Linked DNA regions of Homo sapiens: region 2 is linked to region 1. A link is a contact called in ENCODE Hi-C or POLR2A ChIA-PET data. All regions are on one chromosome and are shown on one strand. Each heading gives the region's core, a stretch centred on a gene start or an enhancer-like site at or near the end of the contact. The rest is flanking DNA. Distances are from core to core; before and after follow the strand shown. Region 1 overlaps ZBTB38 (zinc finger and BTB domain containing 38). Region 2 overlaps RASA2 (RAS p21 protein activator 2).

Region 1 (5,208 bases), core at 1,929-4,428:
TCCAGAGAAGTCTTAGGACTTGCTCAAGGCCACATCATTAGTGGCAAAGTGGGAACAGAACCCACTGTCCTAGGCCCAGTCTGCCAGAAAAAGGCAGGTTATCAGAAGAGCAGGAGATGGCAGTCAGCAGCAAAGCTTAAAGAAGGACTGGCATTGTCCCATGAGAGCAAGCTGACCATGACATCTGCTGGGCTTCCAGCAGACACACGCAGTAGGACACCGTGATGCAAAGCTTCCGGTCCAGTTGGAGCCCTTGGGTTTTTGCCAATTAAGATAGTCAAGCAAATTTATTTTTGACCTGGGAGAGACAGAAGGCTGTTTTCCATCTTACAAAAGCATTTCTCCTCTCTTATGTAAATGAAAATTCCTAAGCTGTATTATAACTTAATATTGAAAGAAATTAAAACATTTACGCAGGGAGAGAGGAAGACCCAGCTTGCGCACCCCTATTTTTCTGGCCACTACTGTGAGTGTTCATACCAGGATGCATTTTCATGAAAAATCCAGTGGCTGTTTAAGTCCTGGAAGGGTATCTTGGGATTATTTCAGCAACCCGTGAAGGCAGGCTTTGTGCAAGGTGAGACAGATATGAGCTGTCACTTCCTGCTTTGTGAGTTGGATATTGTTTCTAGGCCCTGTTTTATTTATGTTATTTTTCCTGTTCATGTGTTAGAACAACTGACTGTTTGTAGAGTTGATGACAATTAGATAATAAGACCACCAATTCAGTCCAAACAAAGATGAATTCATTATCTTGCCAGGCAAGGGAGACCCACATATTCAGATCAGTCTCCCCATACTTTTGTGCGTTTTCATGTAAGCATGGAGATTTCCGATTAGTTTTAATAGCACAGTGATTGGCTCCTAGACACCTAAATGAGGATTTCCTTTTTGAAAAACCTACTCAGCATTCTGATCTGTCCCTGCTTAAACCTATTTAGTCTGGTCTTATAGTCCCTGACTTGAGCCCAAAGAGCAAGGTTTCTCAAGGTCTCTGTGCAGGTCTTTGATGCTCTTTCGTGGAAGAGATTTACAGTGGTTACAGCCATAACCGGTGCCTGTGGCTGAACCATGCCTTCTGTAGTGTGTTCAGCCCTTCCCTTGAATTAATGCAAGTTCCACCTTTGCTTTAATGGGAGGGGACAGAAGGACCACTTTGAGGAAGCGGAGGCAAGAAGATAGTCTGCAAAAGCCATGACGTGGCACTGAAATGAAGCCCTGTGTAGGGTTTTACTCAGACGTTAGAGAACTGGCTGCCCCTGAGTGCTGTGCTAACTAGGGAAAGAAAAAAAACCCTGACCTTTAAAATTTTTCCTGTGAAGGTCTAGCAATTCTGGAGTGTCTTCAGCGACTACACAGTGTAAAGCAACTTTTTGCACAGAAGCACCATAAATTACCTAAATGGAAATTTGCTTCTAAGTGAAGTTCTTACCCTGTCTGTTGGATATTTAGTATTGTCAATATTTGTTTTTGTTTTTGACATTTTCAGGAAACCAAGAGCTTTTTGTCACATTTGAAGAATCTCTTTTAAGAGTTTCTTTTCTATTTATAATGCGTTTCTGATAAGAAGATTTGCACCTTTCTCTATTTTAGAAAATACTTTTTGAGGTCTTTTGTTTTTCCTTTTATGAAGTTTAAATAGTTGTCTTAACCTCCAATCCTAGCAACTCCCTTACATTAAAAATGACCTATATTTTTTTTCTCCCATGAGGTTCCTTTGCTCAGAGAGAATAAGAAAAGTTCTGGTAATTAGTCACTGTGGTATTCTGTAAACAAATACTTTGGAAGCTATGATTTATGTTACTGGTCGGGAAGAAAAAAAAATGGTTTTGTGTATCTCTAGACGATTACCCTTGTGAAAGGCAAGTGCCTCGTATTCCCAAAAGGTCTCTTGGGTGCCCTGTTTGTTGTGTTAAGGTCTCTCAAAGCCGGTGGCCATTTTCTGCGAGCTGAATCCCTGTGTGAAACTCCTCCCACTGTGAGGTCTACGAGCATTTGTTTTCTAAAATGAAAGCACAGGCAGAAACTCAAGCTATTCTACAGAACAGTCTGTTCTTTTGATTTTTTTTTTTTTAGATCAGTATATTTAAAGCATAATTTTTCTAAACAACATATTGCGAGTGTTTACCTGCAGTGGTTTGGAGTTTGTTTGGGGAGTTTTAATTATTTTTTAATGTAGACAACTTATTTACCAACATCATTGCTCCTTCTGCTCAGATAATTCTACCCTAAACCAGGTGAATAGGGGAACTATGTAGGCACCTGACTACTGCCAGAAACTTTCCTTCTGTTTCTATTACCTTTCTTTTGGGGTGAAATTGGCAACAGCTCACTGGAACTTAGCTCCCTTAATATTCTTTCTCCCTCCCACAATTTTTTCCACTCGGTTTTTTTTTTTTATCTGAACCATTGTTCATCCATTTGAAACACTGGCCAGAGTTTTTGTCGCTTTTCCATAGTAGGAAAGCCTTTGTGCCTCTCTTTGTACCTCAGACCTACTGGTGGGCTTGCCGGACAGCTCTGCCAAGCGCCTGCGTCTCCTGAGCCTATGAAGAGGCGACTTTCACAATCCTGTGCTGCCTTCGAGCTCTGTGCTGCCAGGCCTGGCCTCCCTCCAGAGGTCGTAGTGTTGCCAGCAGTGGCTTCAAACTGGAAACATGGGAGGAGGAATTGTGGGAAATGGGGAAGAAGAAAATGTTTGTGCAGGGAAAGTGTGTACGTGGACTTAAATAAATATCTGAGGGCCCAGGCCCATACAGATGATCTCTGTACGCTGGTATTTTGCGCCTGGAGCCAGGTGTCTGTTGACAGTGGGGAGGAGGTGGGGAAGACCCAGCCGGCCGAGAGCCTCAGCCACCTTCCTGCAGGAGGTCCTCACACCCCAGACGGTCAGAATGCTCCCCAGACTGAGGAATCAGCTGCACATCCCCCTGATGTCTCTAAAGCTGAAATCTGCTTCCTGGGTTTAGCCACCATTTTCATTGAGCAGTTCTGAGGATTCCTTGTGGGTACTTGTGATCTTGGTGGAGATGCTTCATGGTGTTGACCCTATTGTTTTGAATACCTGACAGCTGGATGGTCCAGGCCCTATTTCTATGATCTGTTTTTTGGAACTGTTGTATTTGTGTGACACAGTGATGGAGCATGATGTCAACTCCCACATACTGTAACCCAGGAAGGAGCATGATGTCAGCTCAGGATACCGGAACCGATAAAAACTCAGTGAGTGTTGCTTCCCCCGTTACACACCTGCTCATGATGACTTGTGGGATGCTTGTTTTAAAGGAGAGCTGAGTGCCTCTGATAGAAAATCTGATTTCATGAAATGCTTATTAGGAGTTAAGTACCCCTTTTTCTTGAAGCTTGAACAGACTTTATCATTAATGTGACTGACTGGAGCAAAGTGAAGAGTTTGATACCTGCCACTCTGTCTCTGAAGATTTACGTAGAGAAATTTTCCCCATAGGAATGGACAAACTAAAGGGATCCTTAAGAAATAGTATGTCACCCAAATATATTCTGTGGTAAGGCTTCTCAACACCTGTTCTTCATTAGGACGGAGCACTCTGAGAGTTTTGAAAACTTGAATACTGACATCTCATCATTTAAATTTTAGAAGGACAATGACTCACAGTACAGAGATTAAAATTTCACAGGCAGAACAAAACCTACATGTGATTTATACTTACGTTTTTATAGACTAAGATCTAAAACTCACATACATACAGGAACAGGAAAGTAATATGAACATCAAATGTGGGCTTGGTATAAGAAGGTAAGCAAGTGGTTAGATTGTGGCAAACTGGAGGTTTGAAACTTTTTCACACAGATAGGGGCCTGATGAGAGCGTCTGCAGGCCGAATGGAGCCTATGGACTGCTTCTTGCATGCCAGTTGCACGCCATTTGACTCAGTCCGCTGATCCGAATTCCCTCAGTGGCAACCTGCCCAGTCTTCTCCTGCAGAGCGTTGGGCTTGAAGCTGTCTAAGGCCCAGCCCAGGGAAAAGTAAAGACCATTGAACCTTCTCCATGTCACCACAAATAAGTCAGCCACTTCAGATATAACTATGTCCATTTCATACAGGCAAAGTAATTATGTCAGTGGGGTCAGTAGCAGAGCATAGTATTTGTGTCCAGGGACATCTGGAAGGCATCAGACAGAGCAGCCCTGACTAAGTTGCCCAGTGCTCGGTGTACTGATCCCAGGGTGAGACAGGAAGAACATCAGAGGAAGCCCCTCTGTGTCCAGGCATGTCCGTCTTAAGGCAGCCAGATGGAACCAAGCCTGCAGAGGCTAACCTGGATGGCATCAGGTGATGGATGACAGCAAGGGACAGCAGATACGTCCTGGTGTACTTGGTCTTTGGTATGTTTGGTCCAAGGATGTTTTCTGAAATATCAAACAGTGACTCCTTAACTAGGCCTAGACTGGGACAATCTGAGGATTGTCCTCTCTGCCTCTGTTGACACTTTATTGACCTTCCACACACCCTGGAATTTACAGTGCTTTCCCTCTTTTCTGCATATCTTTTAACCCTGCCCTTTCTTTCTCGGTGCTGAGTCATAATGTCTTTGACGCACATAGCACAGGGCCTGGGATGTAAAAGGTGCTCAGTCAATGTTAGCTTTTCTTGTTTCTGGCATCATCATCATCATCTTCTCCATTCTAGCTATTATTTCACCAGAGGTCAGGGAACTTGGTTTCCCTACACTCCATTTAAACCACATCTTCAGGGGTACCTCAGCCATCTCCACCCTGACATAGATGAAGACGGACCAGACATACAAGAACCTTTTCTGGAATCTGTCCTGTTTACGTCACCCATTTTCGTTGTAGGAGTTGGGCTTTTATTAGAAATGCAAGTTTCTGCCATTATAAGTCAAGTTGTAGGGCTTATGCTGTGTGGGCTGGACTCTAGGGGGGCCAGGGTGGAATCATTCTAGAAACTTGTTCCAGGATGACTTGACCAAAGAAAAGCCATCAGATGCTGTTGCAGTGGAGTCCTGACATTTGCTACCCCCAGTGTGGTCCTCAGACTGGCAGCATGGACATCCTCTGGGAGTCCGTTAGAAATACAGAGCCTCGAGCCCTACCCCAGACCCGCTGTGTCAGAAAATGCACTTAACAAGATCCTCAGCTGACTTACACACATTGACATTTGAGGAGTGCTGCTCTAGACACTCTGGCGAAGCACAGAGACAGACTGA
Region 2 (4,995 bases), core at 2,015-4,514, 130 kb after region 1:
ATTTTAATCTGCAGTTATTATATTCCACTTTTGTTAACTGTCCCAATGATGTCTATTAAGGCGTTTTTTTCCTTCTAAGAAAGGATCTGCTCCAAGATTATGTTTTATGTTTAGTTGACATGTCTCTTTAATCTCCTTTAACATGGAATAGTTTTTTGCTTTTCTTTGATTGTATTAACATTTTTTAAGAATATAAACCAGTTTTTTTTTTTTTAATGTTTCTCAATTTGGATTTACCTACTAAAAATAGTTCAAGATCTGTTTGCAGCTTTTTCTCCACAGACTGACTCTGTAGACCAACTGAGAGCATATGGTGAAAGTATCTGGATTAGGTCTTCCACTCCTCCCTCCCCTGCTTCAGTTTAATTATAATAGTCATTTGAAATATAGTTAGTTTGGTTGGTTTGGTTTGTTTGCATTCAATTTAAGGGTTTTTTTGTGCCCCTTCCCCCCAATTTAAGTTTTTTCCCCCATCCTTCTAGGCTTAATTTTATTTTTGAATAGAATATTTGCATGATTTCAAAAATCAAAACTATAACAAAAGGCGTTACTCAGAGATGTGTGTAGTTCAGTTCCCTCTCCCCACACCCAGCTCCAAGCAACCATGATCTGATTTCTGTCCCTACAGTTTTTGCCTTTTCCAAAGTGTTATTTGAACAAAAGTATATGATATGTCTTTTTTGTGTCTGCTGTCTTTCACTTAGCATAATGCTTTTGAGATTCATCCACACTGTACGTATATCATTTCCTTTTTGGTGTGTTATTTGTTTCTTGCCATAATTTGGTAGATACTGTTATCCTCATTTTGCAGATGACAAAACTGATGCCCATATTGGTTAAATAAGCCTAATTTCACACAGGAAGTGTTGGAGGCTGGCAGTTTGATTTTTTTCCCCCAACTTTAAAATTTTGAAATAATTACAGATTTACAGAAAGTTGTAAGGATAGTACAGAGAGGTCCTGTGTACCCTTCATTCTTTTTCCCTCAGTGGGTACATCTTGCATGACTATAGCACAATACCAAAACCAGGAAATTTACATTGGCATAATGTATGTATATAGTTATAGATCATTTTATCATGTGTGTTGATTTGTGTAACTACCACCACCAAGATACGAAACTCTTCTGTCACCATAAAGATATCTCTCATCCCATAGCTTTATAGTCATAACCACTCCTCTCTTCTAACCCTTGGCAACCTCTAATCTGTCTTTATATCTATAATTTTGTCATTTCAAGAATGTTATGTGAATGGAATCTTATAATATGTGACCTTTTGAGATTGGCTTTTTTTACTCAGATCTATCTGAATGACTGTGTGTAGTTTTTTGTAGACAGAATATAGTTGGGTCACTTTTTTAAAAAAATCATTTTTGCCAATCTCTGTCTTTTTTTGGTGAGTTTTTTCCATTTATTTTTAATGTAATTATTGAATATTAGGCTTAAATATGCCATTTTTTGTTTGTTTTCTGTTTGTCTCCTATTTTATAGTTTTCTGTTTTCTTTTTCCTGTGGGTTACTTGAACACTTTTTAGAATTCCATTTTGATTTATTTATATTGTGTTTTTAAAAAATCTATGGTCTCTTTGTATAGATTTTTTTTTAGTGGTTGCTCTAGGTATTACATTATACATGCATAACTAATCATAATGTACTGATGTCAACATTTTACCAATTAGAATAAAATGTATGTACTTTACCTTTCTTTAAATCCCTTTACCCTCCCCCATTTGTAATATACTTTGTCTTAAATATTTTGTCTACATATATTGAGAACCACATCAAACAATGTTATAATTTTTGCTTCAGCCATCTAACACAGTTGAAAAGAGTTAGAGGAAAAGGAAAGTGTAAGTCTGTTGTCTCTACCCACATTTTTGCCCTTTCCATGTTATTTTTTTCCTTTCTGATGTTTCACGATTCCTTCTGTGATTAAGTGTATAGAGTTTCCTCTTAACATTCTTTTAGAGTAAGTCTCTTGGTGATACATTCTCTTGGTTTTCCTTCATCTCAGAAGGTCTTGATTTCCTCTTCATTTGTAAAAGATAATTATACTAGATATAGAATTCTGAGTGGACAGTTCTTTTCTTTCCACATTTGAAAATGTACCACTTCCTTGTGTCCTCGATGGTTTCTGATGTGAAGTTCATTGTCATTCAAATTGTTTTTCCCTATAGGTAACACACCGTTTTTCTCTGGCTTCTTTTAAGGTTGTTCTTTGCCTTTAGATTTCTTTTCTTTTTTCTTTCTTTCTTTCTTTTTTCTTTTTTTTTTTTTTTTTGATATGGAGTCTAGTTCTGTCACTCAGGCTGGAGTGCATTGGTGTGATCTCAGCTCACTGCAACCTCTGCCTCCCGGATTCAAGCGATTTTCATGCCTCAGCCTCCTAAGTAGCTGGAATTACAGGCATGCACCACCATGCCCAGCTAATTTTTACATTTTTAGTAGAAACAGGGTTTCGCCATATTGGCCAGGCTGCTCTCGAACTCCTGGCCTGAAGTGATCCTTCTGCCTTGGCCTCCCAAAGTCCTGGGGTTATAGGTGTAAGCCACCACGCCCAGCCTGCCTTTAGATTTCTATATGTTTTAGCTTGATTGTGATGTATCCTGGAATAGATTTATTTAATTTATCCTGTTTGGGGTTCGCTCAGCTTCTTGACTATGTATATTTATGTCTTTTGCCAGATTTGGGGAATTTTCAACCATTATTTCTTCTATTAATTCTTTATCACCTCTGCTATCTTTCTCTTCTTCTTTCAGAACGCCAGTGGCACAAATGTTAGGTCTTTTTTTTACAGTCCCAGAGGTCCCCCTGAGGCTTTGTCCTTTGCTTTTCCCCCCAGTCTATTTTCCCTCTGTTGTTCAAATTGGGTGATTTCTATTGTTATGTCTTCAAGTTCACTGATTCTTTCCTCTGTCTTCTTCATTCTTCTGTTTAGCTTATCTGTTGAGTTTTTTATTTTGGTTATTTATATTTTTAAGTTCTAAAATTTATATTTGATTCTTCTTTATAACTTTTTTCCTTTGGTGAGAGTTTCTTTTGCAGAGACTTTCTTGTTTTTTTGTTTCAAACATATTCATAATTGTTCATTGCATTATTCACAATAGCAAAGACATGGAATCAACTTAAATGGCCATCAATCGCAGACTGGATAAAGAAAATGCAGTACATACATGCCATGGAATACTAGCCGTAAAAAAGAAAGAGATCATATCCTTTGCAGGAACATAGGCGGAGCTGAAGGCCATTATCCTTAGCAGACTAACGCAGAAACAGAAAATGAAACCAAATACTGCACGTGCTCACTTATAGTGGGAGCTAAATGATGAGAATGCATGGACACATAGAGAAGAACAACAGACGTTAGGGCCTACCAGAGGGTGGAGAGTAGGAGGAGGGAGAGGATCAGGAACAATAACTAATGGGTGCTAGCCTTAATACCTAAGTGACAAAATAATCTGTACAACAAACCCTTGTGACACAAGTTTGCCTATATAACAGACCTGCACATGTACCCCTGAACTTAAGTTAAAAAGAAATTGCTCATTGAATTATTTTTATGATGGCTGCTTTCAGATCCATGTCACATAATCATAACAATCATGTCATCTTGGTGTTAGTGTCTTGTGTTAGTCCATTCTCACATTGCTATAAAGAAATACCTGAGACTGGGTAATTTATAAAGAAGTTTAATTCACTCATGGTTCTGCAGGCTGTACAGGAAGCATGGCAGCATCTGCTTCTGGGGAGGCCTCAGGAAGCTTCCAATCATAACAAACACCAAGCGGGAGCAGGTGTCCTACATGGCAGGAGCAGGAACAGGAGAGAGAGTGGGGAGGTACTACATACTTTTTTTTTTTTTTTTTTTTTGAGATGGAGTCTCACTCTGTCGACCAGGCTGGGGTGCAGTGACACGACCTCCACCTCCTGGGTTCAAGTGATTCTCCTGCCTCAGCCTCCGAGTAGCTGGGATTACAGGTGTGCACCACCAGACCTGGCTAATTTTTGTATTTTTAGTAGAGTTGGGGTTTCATCATGTTGGTCAGGCTGGTCTCGAACTCTTGACCTCGTGATGTGCCCACCTCAGCCTCCCAAAGTGCTGGGATTACAGGCATGAGCCACCAAGCCTGGCCCTCTTTTAGTTATTTTTAAATGTATAATAAATTATTGTTGTCTGTAGTCACCTTCTTATGCTGTTAAATACGAGATCTTATCCATTATATCTAACTATATTTTTGTACCCTCACTTCCCGTCCCAGCCCCTGGAAAACTTTGTTCTACTCTCTGTTATCATGAGTTCAATTGTTTGAGTTTTTAGCTCCCACAAGTGAGACCATACGAGGTTTGTCTTTCTGTGCCTGGTTTATTTCACTTAACGTAATGATCTCCAGTTCCATCCCTGTTATTTTGAATGACAGGACCTGATTCTTTTTTGTGACTGAAAAGTACTCCATTATGTATATATACCACATTTTCTTTATCAGTTCGCCTGTTGATGGACACTTAGATTGCTTCCAATTCTTGACTATTGTGAATAGTGCCACAGTAACCATGAGAGCGCAGATACCTCTTCAATATACTGATTCCCTTTCTTTAGTGGGATTGCTGGATCATGTGGTAGCTCTATTTTTAGTTTTTTGAGGAACCTCCAAACTGTTCTCCATAGTGGTTTTATTAATTTACATTGCCACCAGCAGTGTACAAGGGTTCCCTTTTCTCCATATCCTCACCAATATTTGTTACGCATGTCTTTTGGATAAAAGCCATTTTAACTGGAGAAAAATTATAATTTCATTGTAGTTTTGATTTACACTTCTCTGATGATCAGTGATGTTGAGCACCTTTTCATAAATTTGTTTGCCATTTGTATGTCTTCTTTTGAGAAATATTTATTCAGATCTTTTGCTCATTTTTAAATCAGATTATTATATTCTTTTCCCGTAGAGTTGTTTGACCTCCTTACATATTCTGGTTATTAATCCGTTCTCAGATGG

What was found. A loop is a pair of places that touch in the nucleus more often than their neighbours do. ChIA-PET counts read pairs that join two places held with the same protein, here RNA polymerase II (POLR2A). Pooled maps may share reads with other maps.
Region 2: a loop to region 1 is called in a pooled map, with 5 times the contacts of the local background. The contact joins two enhancer-like sites. A Hi-C loop is called at or near these places in 9 of 50 pooled maps. POLR2A ChIA-PET finds 5 or more read pairs at or near these places in 3 of 52 experiments (A673 and activated T-cell).

The regions. Positions count from the first base shown.
Region 1 is chr3:141,410,418-141,415,625 of GRCh38, forward strand. The region is part of intron 5 of ZBTB38 (zinc finger and BTB domain containing 38); the gene reads left to right. Among named protein-coding and RNA genes, the nearest start is that of ZBTB38, 45 kb to the left of the region's middle. Within about 2 kb of position 3,179, at least 34 of the 41 ENCODE cell types and tissues checked have a DNase peak (open chromatin) inside an H3K27ac peak, as active enhancers do.
Region 2 is chr3:141,541,612-141,546,606 of GRCh38, forward strand. The region is part of intron 5 of RASA2 (RAS p21 protein activator 2); the gene reads left to right. Among named protein-coding and RNA genes, the nearest start is that of RASA2-IT1, 19 kb to the left of the region's middle. Within about 2 kb of position 3,265, at least 3 of the 41 ENCODE cell types and tissues checked have a DNase peak (open chromatin) inside an H3K27ac peak, as active enhancers do.